Linked DNA regions of Homo sapiens: region 1 is linked to region 2. Evidence: read pairs that join two places in POLR2A ChIA-PET (ENCODE). Cell type or tissue: Caco-2. All regions are shown on one strand. Each heading gives the region's core, and the rest is flanking DNA. Links, peaks and the distances in the headings are about the cores only. Region 1 overlaps SH3PXD2B (SH3 and PX domains 2B). Region 2 overlaps LOC100288254 (a long non-coding RNA gene).

Region 1 (2,910 bases), core at 126-2,625, 77 kb before region 2:
AACATGGTGAAACCCCAAATCTATTTGAAAAAAAAAAAAAAAACTGATGAGAGGGGGATTAGACAGGGCCCTGTAGGCCACAGAGGGTTTTCACAAGTGAGGTAAGGACCATCACAGGGACTTCACCTTTGAGAAACATGTTCTGACACATCTTTTAAAAGGATCACTCTAGCTGCTATATTGAAAACAGATGGCAGCCGGGCGCAGTGGCTCAAGCCTGTAATCCCAGCACTTTGGGAGGCCGAGGCAGGCGGATCACTTGAGGTCAAGAGTTCGAGACCAGCCTGGCCAACATGGGTGAGACCCCATCTCTACTAAAAATACGAAAATTAGCTGTGTGTGGTGGTGCATGCCTGTAGTCCCAGTTACTCGGGAGGCTGAGGCGAGAGAATCGCCTGAGCCCTGGGGGCAGAGGTTGCAGTGAGCTGAGATCGTGCCACTGTACTCCAGCCTGGGCGATGGGGCAAGACTCTGTCCCCAAAAAAAAAAAAAAAAAAAAATGGCCGGGCACGATGGCTCACACCTATAATCCCAGCACTTTGGGAGGCCACAGCGGGCAGATCTCCAGGTCAGGAGATCAAGACCACCCTTGCCAACATGGTGAAACCCCATCTCTACTAAAATACAAAAAAATTAGCCAGGTGTGGTGGCATGTGCCTGTAGTCCCAGCTACTCAGGAGGCTGAGGCAGGAGAATCACTTGCACCCGGGAGGCAGAGAGTGCAGTGAGCCGAGATTGCACCGCTGCACTTCAGCCTGGCAACAGAGCAAGACTTCGTCTCAAAAAAATAAATAAATAAAATAAAATAAAATAAATAAATAAATAAATTGCAGGGTCAAGGCTGGTACCAGGGACCAGTTAGGAGGCTAAGAATAGGTGGTTCCCACTGAAATAAGAAGGAGAGGTTGAGACATCCCAGGCAGAGAAAATAGCCTCTGCAAAGGCACCTTTGTGCTTTGCAGGTGCACCAGGGATGAAGTGGCCAAAAGACAAGATCAGAAGGCAAGCCGAGCCCATGGCAGGTGCTGAGCAGGGAGTGGCATGATCAGAGTAGCATTTTTGAGCAAGCATTCTGGCTGCTGTATGGAGGGCAGACTGGAGGGGCAGGACAGAGACCAGTTACAGGATCTGCCTCCCCTCCCCTCCCCTGGCCCCAGGGAAGCCCCTCTCAGACCCTGGGGCAGAGGGTGTGGCTCCATGAGGACATGGTGAAGCCAGGTGATGGAGCACTGCACAGAAAATCTGTGTGAAACCTGCGGCTCTGTGAGGAAATCCTCACAGCCACTCCCTGACCCCACACCAGCCAACGACTGCCTGCCTGGAAGACGTGGGCATGTCTCTTTGAGCATTAACCTGGGCAGCAGGTGCAGGCACCAACCTGGCTGTGAAGTGGGTGCTTTTTCTCTTTCCTTTCCAGTTCTTTCTGTCAAGCTGAGGCACAGGGAAACACACTTACCTGGTCCAGCTCACCTGAGGGCCCAGACAGAAGGGAAACTGCAATCCTGGGGTTTTGAGCCCTCGGGCAGGCTGTATCCTGGGGTAGATGCTGGATTGGATTCAGAGAAGAGTGAGTCTAGTGACCAGGACACAGGTAGTCAAGAATCTTCAAAAGCCAGCATCCTACATTCATTCATTCACTGGACAGCACCTTCAAAGAGCTAGTAAGTGCCAGGTGGTTCAGAGGCAGTCAAGGCCACTGCCCTCAAGAAGCTCATTGTTAATGGGGCCAGCAGGAAGGGGACGTGAAGCAGCCCACTCTCAGGCCACTGCTCACGTGGCTGGGCTGGCTTGGGGGAACTGTCATCTTGAGTCTAGAAAAAGTCGGCCCTGCCACCTGACCTCGGGGGAAGTGGAGGATGAGGAGAGGGCTGGAAATAGCAGACAAGCCTTGAGACACCCAGAGATGTCAGACTGAGCCTGACCAGGCCCTCGGGGAAGGAGAGCCCGCAGGCCTCAGACCACCCTTCTTCCTCCGTCATCTTATCTTTTCTCACTGTCGTGCCCCAACACCCAGAAGAGCCTGGAGTCAAGTGGACAGAGTCCAGCTTTGTCCATAGCCAGCTGTGTGATCCAGAGAAAGTCACTTAACATCTCTGAGCCTCTGTGTTCCTGCCCACAAAATGGGGGTGGCAGTACCCAGCTTGCAGGGCAGCTGTGTTGGGATGGTTTCTGTGCTGTCTGTAGGCTGTGATAGACCCTCATTGAGGCTGCTTCCTGCCCGATCTTCTGAACCATCAGCCTGCATCTTCTGTTTCTTTCCTGCTCTCTCTTCCTCTGTTCTCCTCATGCTTTCTCTATGCAGAGTGCAAGCAGCAGGGTTGTCCCCAGCCCAAAGGCCCTCCCATTTCCCTGTTACCCTCAGGCAGGGAGGGGGAGTGGCCAGAGCATGGGCACAGAGCCAAGAAGCAGTACCCTTCACCCAGCTACAATGCCCTATTCTGCTTTTTCACATCAAAAATCCAGACCTCATGGTTCTAACAAGGGGCTTCTGTGCTGCTTCTGGTTGCAGAGGCTGGAGTGCAGTGGTGTGCTCGTGGATGCTTAACTACCAGCTCTCCAGTGGAGAAGCCCTGCTTTGTAGCATTTGCCAATTTCTGTGGTGTAAATACTCCCACCATGGCCAATTTCGAGCTACCAACAAGACACCACCCAACAGAGTGGGGAGAGATGCACAAAGTCAGCTCTGTGCGCTGGCTGTCCCACACTGCTCCACAATTGGGTGGTTTTGGTTTTGTTTGGTTTTTTTGGTTTTTTTGGGCGGGGAGCGGAGGACGGAGTTTTGTTCTGTCACCCAGGCTGGAGTGCAGTGGTGCGATCTCAGGTCACTGCAACCTCTGCCTCCCGGGTTCAAGCGATTCTCATGGCTCAGCCTCCTGAGTAGCTGGGACTACAGGCGCGTGCCAGCATGCC
Region 2 (2,910 bases), core at 189-2,688:
GCTGTAGTCCCAGCTACTAGAAAGGCTGAGGTGAGAAGATCATTTGAGCCTGGAAGGTTAAGGCTGCCGTGAGCCAAGATTGTGCCATTGCACTCCAGCCTGGGCAACAGAGCAAGATCCCGTCTCCAAAATTAAAACAAAAAAAAAGAAAAGAAAGTTAAGCCAGGTGTGGTGGCTCACACCTGTAACCCCGGCACTTTGGGAGGCTGAGGCAGGAGGATCACTTGATCTCAGTCGTTCGAGATCAGCCTAGGCAACATAACAAGACCCTATCTCTACAAAAAGAATTTTTTTTTTTGAGATGGAGTTTCGCTCTTGTTGCCCAGGCTGGAGTACAATGGCGAGATGTTGGCTCACCACAACCTCTGCCTTCCGGATTCAAGCGATTCTCCTGCCTCAGCCTCCCAAGTAGCTGGGATTACAGGCATGTGCCACCACGTCCAGCTAATTTTGTATTTTTAGTAGAGACAGAGTTTCACCATGTTGGCCAGGCTGGTCTTGAACTCCTGACCTCAGGTGATCCCACCCACCTCGGCCTCCCAAATTGCTGGGATTACAGGTGTGAGCCACCGTGCCCAGCCCAAAAAGAAATTTTTTAAGTTAGCTGGGCATGGTGGTGTGCACCTGTAGACCCAGCTACTTGGTAGACTGAAGTGGGAGGATTGCTTGAGCCAGGAGTTCAAGGCTGCAGTGAGCTATGATTGCACCACTGCACTCTAGGTTGGGCAACAGAGTGATACTTCATCTAAAAAAAAAAAAGAGAAAAAATTAGCCAGGCGTGGTGGCAGGTGCCTGGTATCCCAGCTACTTGGGAGGCTGAGGTAGGAGAATCACTTGAATTCAGGAGACAGAGGTTGCAGTGAGCCAAAATCACGTCACTGCACTCCACCCTAGGTGACAGAGCAAGACTCCGTCTCACACACACACACACACACACACAAAAGTAAAAAACCTGCAATAGGCTGGGTGTAGTGGTTCACACCTGTAATCCCAGCACTTTGGGAGGCCAAGGCGGCCAGATCACTTGAGGTCAGGAGTTCGAGACCAGCCTGGCCAACATGGCAAAACTCCGTGTCTACTAAAAATACAAAAATTAGCCAGTCATGGTGGTAGGCATCCGTAATCCCAGCCACTCAGGAGGCTGAGGCGGGAGGATCACTTAAACCTGGGAGGCAGAGGTTTCAATGAGCCAAGATCATGCCACTGCACTCCAGCCTGGGCTACAGAGCGAGACTTCATCTCAAAAAAAAAAAAAAATGAGCAAGTATCTTGAGTAGACATTTTTCCAAAATAGATATACAAGTGGCCTATAAGTACATAAAAAGATGCTCAACATTATTAGCCATTAGGAAAATCAAGTCAAAACCACTTTGGAAACAATTTGCCAATTTTTCAGAAAGTTAAACAGGGTTACCATATGACCAAGCAATTCCATTCCTAGGTATAAATCCAAGACAATTAAAAACATATGGCTACACAAAAGCTTGTACAGGAATGTTCATAGCAGCTTTATTCCAATACCCAAAAAATGGAAACAATCCAAATAACCACCAACTGATGAAAGGATAAACAAAATGTGGTACATCCATACAATGGAATATTGTCCATAAAGAGGAATGAAGTTAGTCTCAGCTACTGGGTATTGTGTGTGTTGGCGGCGGGTGGCGGGTTGGCGGGGGGGAGGCGGGGGGAGGTGGGAGGATTGCTTGAGCCTGGAAGGTTGAGTAACATGGTGAAACCCCATCTCTACTAAAAATACAAAAAATTAGCTGGGCATGGTGGTGCACACCTGTAGTCCCAGCTGCTCGGGAGGCCGAGGTGGGAGAATCACTTCAACTGCGAGGTTGCAGAGAGCTGAGATTGTGCCAGTGCACTCTAGCCTGGGTGACAGAGGGAGACTCCGTCTCAAAAAAAAAAAAAAGAGAAAGGTTTGTGGTCGCCTAGGGCTGGGGTGAGGTAGGGGATAGAATGAAATGGGGAGTGACTGCTAATAGGTACAGGGTTTCTTTTTAGGGTGATAAAAATGTTTTAAAATTCATTGACTATTGATATTTAGTAAATATACTAAAAACCATTGACTTGTACAATGTAAATTGGTGAAGGGGTGGGGGTGGATGGGGAAAAGGGAGATATTGATTCCAGAGTAGAAAGTTTCAGTTAGGTGGAATAGGCATTAGTGACCTACTGCACAGAATGGTGACTATAATAATGCACTGTATACTTCCGAATCGTTAACAGAGTAGATCTTAAATGTTTTCACCACAAAAAAGAGAAGCACGTGGACGGGGCGCAGTGGCTCGGGGCACGGTGGCTCACGCCTGTAATCCCAGCACTTTGGGAGGCGAAGGTGGGCAGATCACGAGGTCAGCAATTTGAGACTAGCCTGGCCAACATGGCGAAACCCCATTTCTACTAAAATTACAAAAATTAGCTGGGCGTGGTGGCAGGCGCCTGTAATCCCAGTAACTTGGGAGGCTGAGGCAGGAGAATCGCTTGAACCCAGGAGGCAGAGGTGGCAGTGAGCTCAGATTGTGCCACTGCACTCCAGCCTGTGCAACAACAAGACTACGTCTCAAAAAAAAAAAAGACAAATACGTGAGGTGATGGATTTGTTAATTAGCCTAGTCATTCCACATTGTAAACATGTATCTAAACATCACACTGTGACCTCATAATACAGTTATTTGTCAATTAAAAATAAACTGGTGAAATACATGGTATATGAATATCTTAATAAAGATACTATAAAACAGTAGAAAAGCACATGTGCACACACACACACACACACACAAAGAAGGAATTGTTTTGATAGAAAGTGCTATGCAGTCAGTTTTTTTTTTTTGGAGTCAGTCTTGCTCTGTGGCCCAGGCTAAAGTGCAGTGGTGCTATCTCGGCTCACTGCAACCTCTG

What was found. ChIA-PET counts read pairs that join two places held together with the same protein. Peaks named below come from ENCODE experiments on the same cell type or tissue, not always from the same donor. Only the 100,000 strongest peaks of a DNase experiment are listed, where the experiment ranks them.
Region 1: POLR2A ChIA-PET joins it to region 2 with 6 read pairs; 6 of 35 experiments call an interaction of 5 or more read pairs at or near these places.

The regions. Positions count from the first base shown.
Region 1 is chr5:172,364,523-172,367,432 of GRCh38, reverse strand. The region is part of intron 6 of SH3PXD2B (SH3 and PX domains 2B); the gene reads left to right. Among named protein-coding and RNA genes, the nearest start is that of UBTD2, 82 kb to the right of the region's middle. RefSeq lists an enhancer at 1-223. In Caco-2, for the core only: no CTCF peak of the experiment used is centred there; a DNase peak (open chromatin) is centred at 1,082.
Region 2 is chr5:172,287,240-172,290,149 of GRCh38, reverse strand. All of the region lies in intron 1 of LOC100288254 (a long non-coding RNA gene), which reads right to left. Among named protein-coding and RNA genes, the nearest start is that of UBTD2, 4.9 kb to the right of the region's middle. In Caco-2, for the core only: no CTCF peak of the experiment used is centred there; no DNase peak of the experiment used is centred there.